Linked DNA regions of Homo sapiens: region 2 is linked to region 1. Evidence: chromatin loops called from intact Hi-C (ENCODE). Cell type or tissue: MCF 10A. All regions are shown on one strand. Each heading gives the region's core, and the rest is flanking DNA. Links, peaks and the distances in the headings are about the cores only.

The links. A loop is a pair of places that touch in the nucleus more often than their neighbours do. Peaks named below come from ENCODE experiments on the same cell type or tissue, not always from the same donor. Only the 100,000 strongest peaks of a DNase experiment are listed, where the experiment ranks them.
Region 2: it touches region 1 in a loop (11-fold over the local background); 17 of 110 quality-filtered maps call a loop at or near these places.

Annotation. Positions count from the first base shown.
Region 1 is chr13:33,536,891-33,547,673 of GRCh38, reverse strand. It overlaps a transcript of STARD13 not described here. Among named protein-coding and RNA genes, the nearest start is that of LINC02344, 210 kb to the right of the region's middle. RefSeq lists enhancers at 4,558-4,667, 4,768-4,867. In MCF 10A, for the core only: a CTCF peak has its summit at 4,843 (motif pointing right); DNase peaks (open chromatin) are centred at 4,863 and 5,123.
Region 2 is chr13:32,647,016-32,657,798 of GRCh38, reverse strand. It overlaps PDS5B (PDS5 cohesin associated factor B), which reads right to left. Exons shown (of 35, transcript NM_015032.4): 2 at 8,919-9,045; 3 at 5,792-5,995. The coding sequence starts at 9,026. Among named protein-coding and RNA genes, the nearest start is that of PDS5B, 66 kb to the right of the region's middle. RefSeq lists a silencer at 6,808-6,897. In MCF 10A, for the core only: a CTCF peak has its summit at 6,865 (motif pointing right); a DNase peak (open chromatin) is centred at 6,878.

The DNA.
Region 1 (10,783 bases), core at 2,237-7,236:
ACTTAATGCCAAGGCATAAATGACCACAGCAGAGCACTGCTCTACCCTAAAGGTTTTACATCCCAATTCCTTTCCTTTGGCTTATGTTGTCTCAGTTTTCTATATTTCTCTCAAGGTTACGTTACAAAATTATCTATACATACTTGCTCTTCCATATATTTTACCTCTTCTTCTCAGGGCCCTATGTTTTGCTGTAATTTTAAAAATTATCTTCAAGAAAAATTGCCCAATTTTTACAAACATAGTATCCTAAATTCCCACATTTGTGAAAAAAGTATAAATATGTAAATACACATATGTAAAATTTTGTACAGTAGGAATGTTCATTGGGGAAACGTTACTGAAACTGACACAAAGTGTTTAACAGAAATTTGCTTAAAGGGATCAAATTTCACCTGGCATAGGAACATATTTAAAACAGTGGGGTTGACACAATAGCTACATCTGTGTAACCAAACCATCAAGGCTGACAAACTAAATCCAGTTGTTAGTAAAGTTAATGACTAATTCTGATCAATACATGGCCAAAAGAAAAAGAAAACACTGTATCATAAGAGCTGAAAAACATCTACTGGGAAATGACTATTTTGTGAATACTTAAAAGCCTTATAAATGTACTATTATATTTTCACTTTTTCTAAAGTATTATAATTGGCAGGGCTCAAATTAGTAAAGTTAAATATATTTCAACATTTTATTAAACACTGAAAATATTTTATCCATATCAAGTATCAGGGGCTTAAAATGAGCTATTCCAAAAAAAAGTATCTCTCATCAATACTTTCACTTTAAAAGAATTATTATAATTTATCCATATATGAAATACAAAAATTATTAGAACATGTATTAGGCTTAAATTGATTACAAATAAAAAACATTAATCTTGCCTGTAATCCCAGCTACTCAGGAAGCTGAGGCAGGAGAATCACTTGAGCCCGGGAGGTGGAGGTTGCAGTAAGTGGAGACTGAGCCACCGCACTGCAGCCTGGGCGACAGAGTGAGACTGTCTCAAAAAAAAAAAAATTAATACGACAACACAATAATAAATAAATTTAGCTCATCACAAGGGAGCATGGTCATTAAAATGAGTTTAGCAGAATAGTCAATTCAAACTTATTTCCAAAGACTAACAGTATAAATTATAGGCAGTTTGAGATTTAAAATGTGGCAAACCAAAAATAGGGCAGTATAAAGGCTACAGAGACTCAACTACCAATGAATGACAAAGAAAAACTGGCCCAATAGTTAGTCAAAATGTGACTATTAGTACTATTAGGCTAAAATTAAAAGTATTAATAAGTCTATTGATTATAGCAAATAAACCGCCAAAAAGCTCTAACAACTAAGACCCCTTTAACAGCTGAATCAACTTAATTCTTCTTAGACAAATGCTTTTTGCCACAAATATTCATTATACATCCATTTACATATTATGTTCTTAGAAAATAAGAGAAAAAAATCAGAAAAGGAGGCTTCCACATAATAATAGGAATTATTTTTGAAAGAAAATCTGACGTGGGAATCCTAATCTAATTACTGTATCAAAGTCAACCAATTCTTGGTTGAAAGTAAACTACAGTATCATTTCATAAGAGTGTTTACTGATGAAATTAGCCAGGATAAATTGTAATGTTAACAGCCATAATAAATAAATGTCATAAAATACTAATTACTTTTAGTCAACAAAATAAGGTTATTTAACAACTGTCTTAGTCCATTTATTTTTCTATAAAGGAATACCTGAGGCTGGGTAATTTATGAAGAAAAGAGGTTTACTTGGCTCACAGTTCTGTAGGCTGTACAAGAAGCATGGTACCAGCAGCTATTTCTGGTGAGGGCCTCAGGCTGTTTCCACTTGTGGGTGAAGGTGAAGGAGAACCAGCATGTGCAGAGATCACATGGTAAGCGAGGAAGCAAGACAAAGCAGCAAGAAAATCGATAGGAGGGAGGTGCCAGGCTCTTAACAACCAGCTCTGACAGCAACTAATAGAAAACTCACTCATTATCACTAGGAGGGCATCAAGCCCTGTGTCAGGGATCCACCCCCATGTCTGAAAACATCTCCCATTAAGCCCCACCTCCAACACTGGGGATCAAATTTCAACGTGAGATTTGGAGGGATCCAACAAACCAAATGATAGCAATAATGCTCCCAAAATACAGCAGGTATATGAAATATAGCATTACTAATGAAGTGTCCTTTACATCTTCTCTGCCTGCTTCATTAGTGAATTTATTACAATAAAGTTTAAAATAAGGCAAAGAACATTCACCTTTCGGGCCAGGCACAGTGGCTCACGCCTGTAATCCCAGCACTTTGGGAAGCCGAGGCAGGCGGATCACGAGGTCAGGAGATCGAGATCATCCTGGCTAACACGGTGAAACCCCGTCTCTACTAAAAATACAAAAAATTAGGCCAGGCGCGGTGGCTCACACCTGTAATCCCAGCACTTTGAGAGGCCAAGGCGGGTGGATCACCTGAGGTCAGGAATTCGAGACCAGCCTGACCAACATGGAGAAAACTGATCTCTACTAAGGAAAATACAAAATTTTAGCCAGGCATGGTGGCACATGCCTGTAATCCCAGCTACTCAGGAAGGCTGAGGCAGAAGACTCACTTGAACCTGGGAGCAGAGGTTGTGATGAGCTGAGATCGCACCATTGCACCCCAGCCTGGGCAACAAGAGCAAAACCCCGTCTCAAATAAATAAATAAATAAATAAAACAAAAAAATTAGCCAGGTGTGGTGGCACACGCCTGTAGTCCCAGCTACTCAGGAGGTTGAGGCAGGAGAATCGCTTGAACCCGGGAGGCAGAGATTGCAGTGAGCTGAAATCTGGCCACTGCACTCCAGCCTGGGCGACAGAGCAAGCCTCCATCTCAAAAAAAAAAAAAAAAAAAAAGAGAAAAAACAACAAAAAAACAAAACCATGCACCTTTCCCTGATTTAAATGATTCATCAGTAATTATCCAAATACATGGTACTAGCCTATTAGGGAAATACCATGGTTTTAAGACAGTTGTTCTCAATCTTTTTTTTCTTCTTTTCACGAAGGCCCATTCAGGCTAGAGCAGAGAGGGGGAAGCTTACATCCAGTAAACAAAATAGCAGTGATTTAAATAAAACTGAGACCAGAAAACCGACTGCTTTCTACATTTTAGGAACTGATTATCATAAACATAAACTTATCTAACAATATCTGTATTTCTATTTGTAGCAAGCACAAAAGTTACAGTGTGCAGCACACTTTAATCACTGCGTGATTTAATTACTGTGTCAATAAAGGCAGTGGCACAGTCAGAATTTGACAGAATTGAGAAAAGTCCTGCTGAAAAGATGAGACAAGTTCTGAGATGATCATTTTTTATAATGTAAGCACTGTGTACATTTATAAATGGCACGGTAGGGATGGGAGTGGGCTGGGGGTAGAGAATTCCGTAAAACAAGGGAACTTGAGGAAATGCAAAAGACTGAAAAAAACCTGGCATCTTCCAAAGGGTAAAATTAGTATGATTGTTTAAACTATTTTGTCCTTAATTTTAGTCATTTCTAATTTAACAGCTAAAGAACAATTACTGTATAATAACTGAAATATTTAGTATACTTGGTATTACAGCACCCTCTATCACATGATCATATACAGAATACATTTCTATGAACTGGTTGCTTTAATCTGTGAACATTTATGTAGCTCTCTACTGGTTCTAGGGTTTAGTTTACTACTTCCCATCCACGGAGTCAAAAGGACTACTAACTTGTGCAGGCTTAGTATCACCAGTATATTTTAGTACCGTCTGTCCTGCAACAGCAAAAAGCATTATTGACAAAGCAATCCTGAACTCTAAATTATTCCAGGTGTGGTCCTAGTACCAACAGCATCAGAATCACCTGAGATTTTACTAGAGCTACACTAATCCAGCTGTATCCTCAGACCTTCCCTCCCAGTTATAACCTCTGGTGTTGAGGCCCAGCAATCTGTTTTAACAAGCCTTCTAGAGAATCTGGATGCATGCTCCAGTTTGAGAAGCATTACTATAGGAGAAATACAATCAAAGAGTCAAGTTAACATGTGCTATCTAAACTCTAAAGGAAATTTGTTTCATTATATATTTTGATATCCACAGCACCATTCCAATAAAACATTTAGAACAACTCTGTTAGTACTCCAAGATTACAGGAAAAAAAGAACATTATTAAAGGAAAATGTGTTGATTTTACTAACTTTGGGGAAATTACTTTTCCTTTCTCTGATTATCTAAAAGAAACGTGACATGCAAACGAATCTACATTGAGCATTTCTGAGGCTACCTTTCTGAAACTTCCATGGCCTATTTTAAAGCAAATTACTACATTCTGCTTCTCGATGGGTTCCTAACATACACAGCAGGCTTTTACAACAGCGCTTTAATAGGCCAAAGGAAACAAAAGCTTTTACAGCAGAGGCCAATGTAAGCCACAAAGCTCGTGTCATCTTCCTACCAGGCAATTAATACAGGGTCCCAGTCCTCAAAGATTAAAGAACTGATACGGGGAAGACTGAGAATGACCCAGCAACAACGCATAAGGAAGCAAAAAATAAAAGGACGCCGTTTCTTCTGGACTTAAAACTAGAGAAAGAACAGTTTCCGCTCCATTTTGGGTTTGTAAAGCTCCTCCTACAGGCAGCTTCCGCTTCAGAGTCGCCACAAAGTCCCTCCCGCGCGGGAACTCGGCGGGGCGGAGACTCGGGTCCCTCCCCGTCCAGGGCGGGAGAAAGGAAAGCAGGGGCCACGGTTTCTCTGGAAGGTTCCGAGAGAAGGGCGCGTGCCACCTCCGCGGGTGGCGGGAGACTCGGCACCAGATGGCGCTGCCGCACCGAGAGCCAGAGCCTGGGCCGCTGGGGAGACGGGAAGAGGCGTCACCGGATCCCTTCCTTTGCGCTCGTTGCCGGAAATGTGCGCTGCAACCAGCCTCTGGTCCCGGATATTAAGACTTCTGGAGGGTTCCCGCGTGAGGGCGGGGCCAGAACCGGAACCGAACGGCGACCGACGAGCCCCGGAGCGGAAACCCGGGGCGGCGCCAGCGGGCCCTGGTTGCTGGTGCGCGCGCCTCGTCTTGGTGGGAGGGCGAGGGGCGGGGTCTCGCCGTGCGCTTGCGCACTTTGGGGACGTAGGCGCGGTCTGCGTGTGCGTCTTTTTCAATGTTTGCACGTTTGCTAGGCAGGCAAGGCGGAAATGGTGGCGTAATGGGTTTTGTTTTAAATCCCGCCCACGGGGTTTGGGTTTCTGGCTGTGAGTCAGGTTTCTGGAAGGCTTTATGGAAAATTAATGGTATAAGAGGTAAAACTGGATCTGTACTGTTTTCTTAGTCCTTAGCGATCCAAATGCAGTCTGGGTGCGGTCTCAGTGCTAAGATGGACCCAGCCTTCCCCTCTAAATCTTAGTGAACCGGCTTGATCCCCCGGTCTGTTCATCTTTCAGTGTTTATTCTGAGAAGGTAGGGGTGTCACAAGGAATAAAAAAGGCACGCAAACAAATAGACTACTCGTGTGGAACCAAAAACATTTTCAAATTATTTAAGAAAGCATGTCTTCGTGTTTTTTAAACTTTTTAGCAAGCGATTCTCTTAAGGAGTTTAGTTTTTAATTTTTGTCGATACACAGTTTTATATTCTGTGTTTTCTGGTGTGGCCTTGGTCTTTTATCAAATTTTAAAGGAAAGCCTCTTGTGCAGATGTGTTACAAAGAAAAATTTTGTCATTTTTTCACTTTTGAATTTTGGAGGACCATAGTAGTTTCTGAAAGTGCATTGGCTTTGTTTTTAGATGCTGCAAGGAAACAACCAAGTGTGTTGCAGAAATAAAATCTGTATGAATCTGCATCCGCTCCGTTTAATTTTAAACTAATTCCAAAAATGTCATCTGTGCAAAGTGCTCAGTTCTCCTGGAAAATTTCTTCAGCCTTGGTAAACACTTTTATCTGGATTTCAAAGCTCTTTGCAGTCCAGGGCCTATATAAAAACAATCCTTGTAAAAGCCAGAGGGAAAGGAATACAGGCTTTTAAGTAGATATTTTGAAAGAAACAGCAGTGGGCCGGAGGATATAAGAAAGATTGTCCGAAATTGCCAAATAAGTGTATTTCATTGTTTTTTGCTAAAACCGTTTGATAGTCTGGGTAGTTGGTACTGGAAAAAACGCTGCTGTGACGTGAGGAGTACTATGGCACCTGTTTATGTAGAAGTTAGGGGGATATTGCAATATCATTCAAGATTGGTCAGAAATAGGGCAAGAAGGAGGCAGGATATCCAAAGGGGAAGAAAAGGGGAAAATGTTGGAAGATACTAGAAAACACGTGAAAGAGGTCAGAGCTGAAGCTGTAATAGGTCTTCAAAGAGTGATCTGGAAGATTGCAAAATAGCTTTTAGACCCTAAAATCAAATGTGTGGAATATGGAATCAGTTTATTTCATCATTGCATACTTCAGCTTTGGCTATATCCCATTTAGTTGCTTACTTTTTTTTTTCGACTTTCCCATCTTTCTCTACATCGTATATAACCAACCTTAAATTGAGGGATTGCTTCATTTTGCTACCATTATACTATAAAGTTACAGTAACATAGCCCTTCACAGTTCAAAGAGTACACATATATTCAGAAATAGTGGCATTGACTCCTTTGCAAATATCCTCAACTCTTATCCCTCACTTTTAGCACTTCCCTGGCAAAACTCAAACCATGGATGAACTCCTGCATGCATTTATCTTTTCTGAGCTTGGGCTCAGCCTGTTAACTGTTGGGTGGACTAGTGTGATCTCACACCTAAATTGGCTCTGCATATTGATCAGCTCTCCTACTCCTTTGCTTTACTGACTTTGCCCTTTCCTTCTGTAATCCAAATATCTCATTCTTTTCCTTCCTCAAATTATCAACTTCCTCAACTAATGACTTTGCCTCACACTTTATTGAAAAAAGAATTGTGAGCATAAGCCAAGAATTTTTGTGTATTCCCACCATCGAATCTATTTGTGTCTGCACTCATCAAACATCCTTGTATAGGAACCCCCTTTATACATGGTATTGCTTTCCATAGTTTCAGTTACCAACTGTCAACCGAGGTCCAAAAATATTTAATGGAAAATTTCAGAAATATAAATTTTAAATTGCTAGAAGTTCTAAGTAGTGTGATGAAATCTCATGCTGCCTCTCTCTGTGCCTCCCAGAACGTGTATCCTCCCTTTGTTCAGCATCCACTATCACAGTTATCAACTATCACCATATCACTGAGCTTGGATTCAAATAACCTATATTTTCCTTAATAATGTCTCCAAGGCCCAATAGTAGTGATACTGGCAATTTGGATATGCCAAAAGAAGCCTTAATGTGCTTCCTTTAAGTGGAAGGTGAAAGTTCTCGACTTAAGGAATCACCTAAGGTCACTAGGAACCAAGTGGTTGGTAAGAATCAGTCTTCTATCTGTGAAATTATGAAGAAAGAAAAAGAAATTCGTGCATAATATATTTAGGGTAGGGTACTCTCTGAGGTTCAGGCATCCACTAGGTTCTTGGAACATTTCCCCTGAAGCTAAGGGGGAACTACTATAGTTTAAAAGGGTGACAGGTCTTTTTATCAAATGCCAACACTTGCTATTTTTAGTTTTTAGTTTTAGCCATTAAGTGGGTATATGTTCAAAACTTTTGCCCATTTTAAAACTAAGTTGTTTGTAATTGAGTTGTAGGAGTTATTTACATACTATGCGTATGACTTTTTTGTCAGAAGTATATGTTGTGAATATTTTTCTCCCAGTCTGTGGCCTGCTTTTTCATTTTCTTAAAAGTGTCTTTTAAAGAGCAGCTTTTGTTTGTAAGTTGTATATTTGTAGGGATTTGTACGTATCCAAATATTCATTAGCATAAAGCTGTTCATAAAATCCTCTCATTTCTGAGATTCACAATATATCTTATTTATGTTTACGATCCACTTAATTTTTAGTATGGCACAATAATGGTTGATAGTCATATTTTTCAAAATAGAAATCCTGTTATTCTGGTAGCATTCGTTAAAAAGATTATCCTTCATTGAATTACCTTGGCACCTTTATTAAAAATCTGCCGATCTTCTGAATTTCTATTCTATTCAATTTCATTGATAAATATGTCTGTTCTTAACCCAGTCCCACACTGTATTGATTACTGTAGCTTTATACGTCTTGAAATCAGATAGTGGAAGTATTTTTTTCCTCAAAATTACTTTGGCCATTCTAAGTCCTTTGCATTTTAATATAAATTTTTAAATTGTCATTTCAATTTCTAAAAACATCTGCTGGGATTTTGAATGGGATTCTGTTAAATTTATTCATCAGCTTGGAGAGAACTGACATCTTAAAAATACTGAGTTTTCCAATCTATGAACATGGCATATATCTCCTTTTATTTTGATCTTTAATTTCTGTTTGTAATTTTCAGCATACAGGTATTGCACATACATTGTTAAGTTTCTTCCAACACATTTCATGGTTTTTATTCTAAGTGTATTTTTTTAGTTTAAGTTTTCAGTTGTTGAATCATTTTATTTTAGTTCTAGAATTTTCTTATGCATAGATTCTACGTCTCTAGTATTAATAAATGCAAGGCCGGGCGCAGTGGCTCACGCCTATAATCCCAGCACTTTGGGAGGCAGAGGTGGGCGGATCACAAGGTCAGGAGATTGAGACCATCCTGGCAAACACGGTGAAACCCCGTCTCTACTAAATATACAAAAAATTAGTCCGGCATGGTGGCAGGCACCTGTAGTCCCAGCTACTCAGGAGGCTGAGGCAGGAGAATGGTGTGAACCCGGGAGGCGGAGCTTGCAGTGAGCCGAGATTATAACACTGCACTCCAGCCTGGGTCACAGAGCCAGACTCCGTCTCAAAAAAAAAAAAAAAATTAAATAGTTTGTGCCCATTAACTCCAGTATTTGGATCATCTGTGGATCTTGTTTCCATTATCTTTTTCTTCTGTTTCCTGGTATGCCCAGAAATTCTTTATGAAATGTTGTCTTTGTTTATGAAAAAAAAAAAAATACTGGGCTCTGAGTGGTGTTTTTTACTTTATGGAAGTATTTGTAGGATTTACTTTTGCTTCTATTAGGAAGCTAGGCTAAGGGCAGAGCACCTTAATCTAATATGGAAGTGAGATTATTTCAAACTGGTTTTTAGACTTTGTTAGGTCTCGTCTATTTCAGGTTCTTTCTTACTCCTGAGGTGACCCTTTCTGTGTCCCAGCTAAAAGCCGAGGTGTTAGGCCTTCCCTCTTTCGTGGGCCCTGAACTCGCATTTTTATTTTCTCAATCAGTGGACTCCTGAAAGCAATCTCTTCTCAGCTTCTCTGCTTCTTAGTTGCCATTATCTGTGTAACTTCTCAGCCTCTGAAACAACTTCCAAATTGATGAATAAGGTAAGGGGAAAAAGAGAGTCAAATATGGGCAGAATTTTCTGCACCCTTCTTCGGGATCTTGCCCTCTCAAGATCCTTTTTGTATTTTACTCAGATTTCCCTAGTTCTTCACGGTTCAGAGGCGGGGTCATTTTTTTTTAAATCCTCGTAATCTGAGAGTCTTTATGCTAATAAAGATAGGCTCATTTTTCTGAACTAGTGTCAATACTTTTTGTTTCTAAACATCAGAAGCAACACAGAAGACATGGAAGTGACTTTCCGTCTTAATTCCAGAGGTGTTTGTGGGGCCTCCTGGCAGTGGTACCCCCTTGCCACAGATGGGTTCCTAGGCAATGCCCTAGTTCTCTTTAGAGTTGGCCTGACTCTGTCTTCTGTATGGGGAAGCACCCTCTGTTCCTTTTGCTGAGAGATCAGGGTAGTTCTGTTTCCAGGCGAGCTAAACATGACTATGCTGTAGCTGTAAATTCAGTCTGTCACCTTTGGTACTCTTAAAATACAAGCATATGTTCTAGTCAGGCAAGAAGAAATACATCTTTTCTTTTCTTTTCCTTGTTGGTTTTTTAATTTTTTTTTTATGCCAGTAAAGAAATATACACTTCCCGGCCAAGCCCGAGAGTGGATTTGATTTTTTACCGTAATTTCAAGGAATAATTATATAAAACATTGCCCACAGGTCTGTGAGTGTACTGTAGAAAGATCGAATGATCAGGACTTAATCCAAGACCCCTCACTTTCTGCATGGGTGTAATTGAGCGTTATTTAACTTTTCTGAGCCTCAGTTTCCCTAAAGTGTCAAATAAGATACCTACTTGCCAAGACTGGGTTTTAATAAGATTGTTTGTAAAATGTCTGATACATAGTGGGTTCTTTATTGTTTTTAAAATTATTTATACAAACAGTTTTAACTTCAAGGGGGAATGTTAGTCATAACTTGTCTGCGTAGCAGCAGTATTTCGGAAACCACAACATTTCCAGATTTCTGCTCATCACTTAGTTTGTTTTATTCAGTAAACACTGATTGGACTCCCACTAAATGCTGAATGCTGCACTAGGACGCAAAACCAATGAAACAATAACCTTTCTCACAGCTATGTAAACAACTTGTTCATTTTATTGAAAGCCGTGCTCAGAACTGTTCTGGAAGTTTACTCATCTGTAGTGCTCAAGTCGTGGTATTTGCTCTCTTGCTGCTATTTAATGAATCCTGAAATTGTTTTTGTAACCTAAAATAAAATTTTTACTATGATAAAATAACCTAAAAGAAAATCTGATTAAAAAGTTTATTTAATGTGGAATAAAATTTAAAGCAGCTCTAATATGAATAGCAAGGGAATTTTGTTACTAACAAACCGATAGAACAATATAATGAGGC
Region 2 (10,783 bases), core at 3,859-8,858, 890 kb after region 1:
ACCACAGAGAAGCTTAGACTCTTAGAAGTCAACTTGTCAAGCTTCCTACCAATCATTGTAATTACCTGCTTTTCCCCATCTTTCTAAATCTATTCCCATCTCATATTTTTGACTTATTACTATATCTGCATTTGTATCTACATTTGTATAAAGCAACCACACAATCAAGTCTGCATAATAACCAGCTAACAACATGATGACAGGACCAAACCAGCACATACCAATATTAACCGTGAATGTAAACACATTAAATGCCTCAATTAAAAGGTGCAGTGTGGTCAGTTGGTTAAAGAAGCAAGGCCCAACTGTATGCTGTCTACAAGAGACTCGTTTCATATGCAACGACACTGATAGGGTCAAAGTAAAGGGATGGAGAAAAATCTACCAAGCAAACAGAAAACAGAAGAAAGCAGGGGTTGCTATTCTAATTTCAGACAAAACAGGCTTTAAACCAACAATGACAAAGAAGAGCATTACATACTGATAAAGGGTTCAATTCAACAAGAAAACCTAACTATCCTAAAAATATATGCATCCAACAAAGGAACACACAGATTCATAAAGCAAGTTCTTAGAGACTTATGAAGAGACATAGATAATGACACAATAATAGTGGGAGGCTTTAACACTCCACTGACAGAATTAGATTATTGGGGCAGACAACTAACAAAGATATTCAGACCTAAACTCAGCATTTGACCAAATGGGCCTAACAGACATCTACAGAACTCTCCATTCAAAACAACAGAATATACATTCTTCTCATCTGCACATGGCACATACTCTAAAACTGACCACATAATAAGCCATAAAACAATCTTCAGCAAATTTTTAAAATGTGATTCACCACATAATGATGACCACATATGTTGAAGTTGACAGCCAAATCAAGAACAGAATACCAGCCAGGCACAGTGGCTCAGCCTGTAATCCCAGCACTTTGGAAAGCCAAGGCGGGTGGATGGCTTGAGCCCAGGAGTTCAAGACCAGCCTGGCCAACATGGCAAAACCCCATCTCTACTAAAAATACGAAAATTAGCCAGGCATGGTGGCATGTGCTTGCAGTCCCAGCTACTCAGGAGGCTGAGACAGGAGAATTGCTTGTACCCAGGAGGCAAAGACTGTAGTGAGCCAAGATTGTGCTACTGCACTCCAGCCTGGGTGACAGAGCCAGACTTTGTCTTTTAAAAAAAAAAAAAAAAAGCCACAAAAAGAATAAAATACCTAGGAATACAGCTACCCAAGGTGGTAAAAGACCTCCACAACAAGAATTACAAAACATTGCTCAAAGAAACCACAGATGACACAACAAATGGAAAATCATTCCATGTTCATGGATAGGAAGAATCAATGTTACTAAAAAGGCCATGCTGTCCAAAGCAATTTACTGAATTAAATGCTATTCCTATCAAACTACCAAGAACATTCTTCACAAAATTAGAAAAAACTACCTTAAAATGTCTATGGAATCAAAAGGGACCCCAAACAGCCAAGGCAATCCTAAGCAAAAAAAAAAAAAAAAAAAGAAGCTGGAGACATCACATTACCCAACTTTAAAGTATACTACAAGGCTACAGTAACCAAAACAGCATGGTACTGGTACAAAAACAGACACATACAACAATGGAACATAACAGAAAGTCCAGAAATAATGCTACACACCTACAACCATCTGATTTTCAACAAAAGCACAAAAACAAGCAATGAGGAAAGGACTCCCTATTCAATAAATGGTGCTGGGATAACTAGCTAGTCATATGCAGAAGACTGAAACTGGACCCTTTCCTCAAACCACATACAAAAATCAACTCATGATGGATTAAAGACTTAAATGTAAAACCTAAAACTATAAAATCCCTGGAAGATGACCTAGGAAATACCATTCTGGACATAGGACCTGGCAAAGATTTCATGATGAAGATGTCAAAACCAACTGCAACAAAAACAAAAATTGACAAATGAGACCTAATTAAACTAAAAAGCTTCTGCACAGCAAAATAGAGTTAAGAGACAACCTACAGAATGGGAGAAAATATTTGCAAACCATATATTGAACAAAGGTCTAATATCAAGAAGGTATAAGGAACTTAATTAACAAGCAAAAAACAATCCCATTAAAAAGAGGGCAGGCCGGGTGCAGTGGCTCATGCCTGTAATCCCAGTACTTTGGGAGGCCAAGGCGGGCAGATCACAAGGTCAGGAGTTCAAGACCAGCCCAGTCAACGTGGTAAAACCACTCTACTAATACAAAAATTAGCTGGGCGTGGTGACGGGCACCTGTAATCCCAGCTACTGGGGAGGCTGAGGGAGGAGAATCACATGAACCTGAGAAACGGAGGTTGCAGTGAGCCAAGATCGCACCACTGCACTCCAGCCTGAGCAACGGTGTGAAACTCCATCTAAAAAAAAAAAAAAAAAAAAAAATATATATATATATATGGCAAAGAACATGAAGAGATACTTTTCAAAAGAAGATGTACGTATGGCCAACATGCATATGAAAAAATGCTCAACATCACTGATTAGAGAAATGCAAATCAAAACCACAACAAGATATCATCTCGTACCAGTCAGAATGGCTATTGTTAAAAAGTCAAAAAAAAAATGACAGATGCTGGCAAGGTTGCAGAGAAAAGGAAGTGCTGATACATCACTGGTGGGAATATAAATTAGTTCAGCCATTGTGGAAAACAGTTTGGCAATTTCTCAAAGAACTGAAAACAGGACTACCATTTGACCCAGCAATCCCATTATTGGGTATATAACCAAAGGAATATAAATCATTCTACCATAAAGACGCATGTATGCATATGTTCGTAGCAGCACTATTCACAATAGCAAAGACATGGAATCAACCTAAATGCCATTCAACAGTAAAATGGATAAAGAAAATATTTCATATACACCATGGACTATTACACAGCCATAAAAAATGAGATTATGTCCTGTGCAGCAACATGGATGCCACTGGAAGCCATTATCCTAAGCAAACAAATGCAGGAAGAGAAAACCAAATACCACATGTTCTCACTTATCACCAGGAGCTAAACATTGAGTACATATGAACACAAAGAAGAGAACAGACACCAGCATCTTCTTGACGGTGGAGGGTGGGAGGAGGGTGAGGATCGGAAAACTACCTATTGGGAACCATGCTTTTACCTGGGTGACAAAATAATCTGTACACCAAACCCTCATGACATGTAATTTACCTACATAACAAACCTGCAAATGTACCCCTGCACCTAAAACACAATTTTTTAAAAAAAAAGGTTACTTAAAACAAAAAAAGTTACTTTGATAGTAGTACTGTGGAAAATATGTTCTCTATGAATGAACCCTTCCTGGATTGCTGAAAGAGTACACACGCCATATTGACCCTATGTAGCGATGGAAAGACAACAGTCACTTATAACCTCACCAATTACTGCCTAAACATGAAGCCAACTGTATAAAAGGGGTTTGCTGATGACAATAACTAACTGAAAGTGGAAAGGTAAGGCTCAAATATCACAATTTTCTAATCTGTATACAACACTACTGTAGACAAAATATATAGACATACAGATATACGAATTTGCCGCTAATCAAGACGAAGTGAAATCTCTTAAATATTTAGAAAGCACCCTCAAAGTCAGTAATTTTAAGTACTATCCCCCAAAAAGAAAAAAGAGGCATTTAGAATAAGACTCAAAAATTCATCAGAAAAACCAAATACTTAACATTTTTCAGCTAGGGAATAATGCACAAAGACCCTAATTTCAGCTCTTTTACAGTCTTCTCATAAATTGTCCTGTTAGAAACAGAACAGATATGTAGCTATTCTTTAGGGAGAATTTCTCGTTACCCCCAAAGCCCTGAAATAGGTCCTTGATTATGCAAACTGAAAGATCCCCAAGAGAGATAAATAAATTGTACAGTAGCAGTCTTAAGTTAGACTTCCTCGTCATGAGAATGCCAACAAGACATCTAGTACGGGAGAGCCACAGCCACTATCAAACAAATGGAATCATTCCTTAAACCAATTAAGTATCTCCAAATGAGAAATTCACATTTAGAAATCAAGCTAGTACCTGGGTATACAACTACATGGACCAGCTCATGTTATCTACTTTAAGTCTCCGACCATTCTCAAATCTTACAATTCAATACCACCTTTAAATGACAAATATTGCCCTCTACCTCCCTCATCCTAAGATTCTTTCACCAATCAAAATTTAAAACAAGCATGCCCAAAACAGGTTGCACATCCTCTACTTGAATTGTGGTAGACTTGATCAAATAAGCACATTCCTCACTTCAGTTATCAAGAACTCCATGAGTCCAAGAACCATGCCTGGGTTTTTTTCACCACTGTAAATCCAGTTCCTGACACATAAGTAACAGCAAGACTTATTAAGTGAAATAAATATAAATTGCCTGCCATTTTTTCACACTGTGGATTAATAATCTTTCTATGGACTCATTCTCTAACCCATAGTTTCCACAATTATCTTTTTTTTGTTTTGTTTTCTGAGACTCTCGCTGTGTTGGCCAGGCTGGAGTGCAGCGGCGCAATCTCACTCCATCCCCCACCTCCCAGGTTCAAGTGATTCTCCTGTCTCAGCCTCCACAGTAGCTGGGGTTACAGTCATGTGCCAACACAGCCGGCTAATTTTTGTATTTTGAGTAGAGATGAAGTTTCACCATGTTGGCCAGGCTGGTTTCGAACTCCTGACCTCAGGTGATCGGCCCACCTCAGCCTCCCAAAGTGCACAGGTGTGAGCCACCGCACCCAGACTCCACAATTATCTTTTATTGTTGCTGTTTTTAATTCCTACCTGATCTGCCTTATAAACATTCAGTATCTTTTGCACAACTCTAATTACTTCATGCTTTCTACCAGCATTTTCCTAAAAAGATTACTCGTGCTATTCCCCTTCTCATCTTTTAAAGATTTTGCATTTATATAGTTTTACTTACAATTACTGTAACCAAGTACCACATGTCTTTTGTACCTTTCCATTAAAATTTTGTTCACTGAATCTTTTTTTTTTTTTTTAATAGAGATGGTCTCACTCAGCCCAGGCTGGAATGCAGTGGTGCCATTTTGGCTCACTGCAACCTCCGCCCCCCGGGGGTTCAAGCACTCCTCCCACCTCAGCTTCCCAAGTAGTTATGGGATTACAGGTGCACAGTACCACACAAGGCTAATTTCCTTTTTTTTTTTTTTTTTTTTTTTAAAGTAGAGACAACGCCTTGCTATGTTGCCCAAGCTGTCCTCAAACTCATGAACTCAAGTAATCATCCTGCCTCGGCCTCCCACAGTGCTGGGATTACAGGCCTGAGCCACTGCGCCTGGCCTGTATTTTCTTCATAACAATGTATAACACAATTTATAACACAAATATAACAATTTATATCACACCTTCCATTAAATAAATGAGGATTATATATTATAAACTCATGTTTATACTAGGTATTATGTTTTAAATAATGGCCATGGTCTTCAATATGGATTTTCAAAAGTGAAAAGGAATTGCCCCCAAAATTATAATGAAAGAAACAGAGCTAATGATGACATGATATAAAAAAAATACACACTGTATTAATCTACTTCTTAACCTCAAGACCAGAAAGTTTTTCAAAAATAAGTTCTAAAAAAAAAAAAAAACATTAAGTTTAGCAAAAGATTACTGTAGCTAATGTCAAAGAATCCAAGGAAATCATCTAAATACCTTAACTCCCATTTTAGTTAGAAAGATAAATCAAAGTATCGGTCAATCTTGGAGTTATTTAAATCAGTACTTGCCTTTAGTTTATCAGGGGATGTGTAAGGAGCTTCAGGAGCATAAATCCTGAAAATATCAGCAAGGCAGCAGGCTACCAGTAAGCGAACATCTTTATCAGGATGCTTGAGAAAAAAATCTGAAGCAAGATGTAAAGCTAGGTTTAAATAAAGCTCCTTTTCTTCTTCAGAGTCCTGGTCCATATCCATAAAAGTTTTCACAACCATCTATACAAAAATAAAAAATCAAATAATGAAATGCTCCATGTAAAACTACAGTCATGTGAAATAAAGGTCATGTTAATTGCTAAGGTTAACTTCAAATGAATATACTTTCATTTTTCTGCAGAAAGTCTCTATTTGAGAGAACACAATTCTCCTAAAACTACAAAGTAAACTTCTATTTAAAAGACTTACTAAAATATTTTTTCATTTACCCAAAATATCTGCTAACCAGATTTTTAAAGATTAAATTGCCCTTATGTAGTAGTCATTATTGGAAGAATTCCAATAGAATATTTGTGGAAACTTCTGGTCTCACTTGTACAACTGGACTAAAAGGAGTATGTCCTTAAGAATACCATCTTTTTTAAAAATAATATTTCTAATCCTTTCATGAGAAGAAAAAGTATATGCCTAAAGAAAACCCTAAGATGACAATTTAATTTTCCATTTAAGTCATTAAACCACTCCAGTCACATGGTTTTATTTAAGAAAGGATGTCAAAGATGCATCCCTCAACACTGAAAAGCTACTATGAAGTATCTACCACGGCATCCAACAAAATATTTCTTGTGTGGCAGTAAAAGAGAATATGATGTGGATAATTCATTAATTCAGTTGCACATGTGAGTTAAGACAAAGGAAGCTAAAAGAAATGGTTCTTTTTTCAAAAATATTTCTATAAAAGGTGAATAGAAAATAGAATGGTATACCATGAATTCTCAGAAGAGCTTTCTCTGATTTCAATATTAGTAATTACAATGATGATCTCAGTCTGCACTATTCCTACTTTAAATGAAACAAAATTGCCTAACTTGACAGGAACTGACATTTAAATACAACTCCAATGGAAAGGTGACCATCCAGCATCCACTAGGTGGTGCTGCAAATACTAGGCAACAAGTGGGGCTGGCCACAAAGTATCAATGTTAAATGTCTTGGTCCTTTATGCTGCAACGATTTCCACTTGCCATCCAGCTAGACTTCTGAGTAACAAATGGCTCGATTTCTACTGAATTCTCAGAGCAGCTGTGGAAAACACTGCTCCTCACAGAGCAGCCTCTCAGTTCTATTATGCCAGATACCAGAACCAACAGTAGACTAATCCTTGCAACCTGGCACTACATTTAGATTAAGGGTATGATGTCTGGGTCTTTTAGCTTTTTTATTTTATTACTTTTAAGATTTATGCTTTGATTGCCTATATGTTTAGGAAAAACCACAAAGGGTAAAAAAGAACTGCATGCATGTAACTATTTATTTCTGTAGCTCTCTTAACAAAAGATAAGAGATTAAGCATATTTTGAATAAAATGTTACAGGAAAAAAAATTTTATAAACAGTATCACCTTACACGTTAACAAATTGTTATAATGTATAAAACTTACATGGGTATTTGTACATATCATCCTACATAATTTTTTCATATTTTTCTAAGAAGGAGGATGCTAAAAATGGAACTATAAATTAGGAAAATAAATGAGAAAAAAGTATAACTGGATTACTGCTAGACATAAATGTCTACAAAATAATGAAAGCATATTACAAACATTAAATATGAGTACTGAGGCAATCATTCCACCAACAATAACCACAAAGTTTGTTCAAGGTCCAGAAAATGGGAATTCCTCACTACTGTCTACAACTCAAATGCTGTTATAAAACTCATTAATAACTCATGAGTCCTCCAAATTAGGAAAGAAATCTGAGAAAATAACATCTCTAAAAGACACTAATGCTGATCAGTTTTAAGTGTAGGCTCTGAGTTCAAGATTAGTTTCTCAACAAACAACAGGAATGCTCACTTAGTATAAACAAATATAAGGTAATAAATGTATTAGTTTCTCTAAAAATGCAATAGGTCAAGAGAAGGTAAATACATAGAAAATGAAACATGTCATATATAGAAGGGATTCATAGCTTGACTATTCTTAATAAAATACACACCAGTTCCCAACTAGATAAAATATCCACCTATTAGTAAATTTAATCTGCTCAAAGATGATTTTCCTTTGAATAAACATCTGATATCTGACATTCTGATACTTTAAGTATAAACACATACATGTACAATATTAAGACTTTATGTGAAATTTATGATAGTATTAGCATCTTTTTCTCTTTATAAAAATTCTATACACCATGTAGCAATAAAGAAGAGTATTTGTTTTTAAGCCCCTGGATCTTCAATGATTAATTTGGGAACATTTTTCAGCCCTGACATCCAGATAAATAATAATATATCAAGCAACATAAATATCTAGGTAGATACAACCTCGATCGGAAATGCTCAAAAATAAAGACCATCTAAACTAACTAATAGACCAGCTTAACATTCTCCTTGAACACTATGCTTCTTTATCCATTTTAACAATTACAGAGATCACCACCACCCTAAAGGAAAAGGTGAAAATATTATTCAAACACATATGAAGAGGCCCTAGCCTCATCCATAGAAGTTCACCAGCAATCTTGATTCATTACTACATGTCAGAAGCAGAGGAAGAAGCTTAAAGTGAAGCCCTTTGACCTACTTTGAAAATAACTTACAAGAAAGTAGTACACAGCCTAATTACTCAGTATAAAGACCTAAAACTCCCTTAAAGTGGTTGTCTTTAGAAACTATATAGAAGAAAGGAGACAACTTTGTATAGACAATAAGGAATATGAGTATTGTAGACTTGTTCTTTATACCCAAGTATAGGAGATCCTAGAAAATCTAAGCTTCACCTAATTGCTGTCCCTTTAATCATAGCCAAATAATCCCCACTGTACCTTATATACTCTACTCCCTTAGATCTTTTCTATGCCATTTGCTGCTTTGCTTTGCTTTTTTAAGTTACCCCAACAAGATACATTATAGCCCCATGTGATTTCCACAGGGGACCTCTGCCCTACACAGATGTAAAAAAGAATAGAATTTTACTCACCTTTAATCGTCTCACCATCTCCTCTTTAGATATTTTATCTGATATTTCCTTGACCCCAGGCGGATATGTAATTTTTCCATCATTGGTCCTAGTCTTTGAATGAGCCATGACAGAAATATTTCTACCCCTGAAACAAGAAAACTATTAGATGCAAACCAAAAAATAGATATAAACATTCTTAACAAACATAAATGGTAACCTTCCCCACCAACCAAAATTTGTAACTACCTCCTAATTTATAGTAATTTACTTTACCATTTAATGAAAATCACTCTATTGAACATTTCCCCAAATTATTTTTAGAAAAACAAAACTTATTTTTACTTTCATTTCCTCAGTGGCAAGCTTTGTTATTTGTCCTAACCCTCCAACTAAAAATAATAATAATAATAGTAAGCTAGAGAAAAATAAAAAATAAATACTTTTTAAAAGCACCACAAAGTACTCAAACTAAAACCTAAGAGAAAATAGGAATCCAGGGAAGTAAGTGGGAACACTGGGACATTATAGCTACTTATACTCTGAAAGCATTTTTCATTTCTGACAAATGTGGGATTCAGTTTTGATGGTCTTATAGGGCAAGGGGAACAGAAGTAAATCTGAACATATCAAGGCAGACAGTCAAATAGGAAACTCTCCTGACATTAATGTAGGCCACCACCCTACCCAAAGAAGATATACCTGCAAAGGAGAGGGTAAACTAGAAATGAACACCTCTTTTCCCCAGCCCCACCCCCTAGAGGGAACCGCTGAGAAGGCTGCCTTGGTGCTAAACAGAGAAAGGCAACATGAATACAGGGAAGGAACAGGTAATTAGTTTTGGCCATGGGCCTGCACACTTGCTGGGGCTGACATGACCTAAGTGGCCCAGAGAATCTCAAAACATGAACTCACAGACCCCTGGTTAATAACAGCCCCAAGCACCTAACATAAGTAAATCCAAGTCCTGCCTAGAGAAGGGTGCCTTCATCCTAAGTATCAAAGAATCCCCACTATGATGTTTCTAGAACAATGAGCAAGTATCAAGTCAAAAATAACCAAGCAACTATGAGGGAGAACCAGCAGAAATACCACACAACAAAAACAGACACAATTTTTGTGTCTATCAAAGACTGTAAAACTACTATAATCTTAAAGAAATAAAAGACAATTCCAAAAATATCTACAGGAAACAAAAAAAATTATAAAGACTAAACTAGAAGATTTTTTTTAAATAGAACTTCTAAAAATGAAAAAATACAATTACTGAAATTGAAAATTCAACAGGTCAATGTATTCGCAGATACGAAAAACCATTAAAGGCCAGGTGGGATTGCTCACGCCTGTAATCCCAGCACATTTGGGAGGCCAAGGCAGGCCTTTTGAGCTTAAACTTTGAGCTCCAAAGTTTAAGAACAGCCTGGGCAACATACCAAAATCCCATCTCTACAAAAAATACAAAAATCAGCCAGGTGTGGTGGCACACCCCTGTAGTCCCAGATACTCGGGAGGCTGCAGTAGGGGAGCTGCTTGAACCCAGGAGGTAGAGGTTGCAGTGAGCTGAGATTGCGCCACTGCATTCCACCTGTCTCAAAAAAGAAAGAATGAAGTGAAAGAAAGGTCATAAGAAATTATCCGGAGTGCAACACAGTGAAACATACACCTGAAATACATAAGGATAGAAAGGCCTAAATGTAGCCTACAATTCATGGAAGTTATAGAGAGAGAAGAATGAGAGATTCACTCATGGGATTCATGAGAGTACCAGAAGGACTAGATTGAAGCAGAGGCCAAATACCTACAGAGAATATCATAAAATACCAACCTACAAATTCAGTAAGCCAAACAGGGTTAAATTTAAAATAATAATAATTCCAGAAAACAAA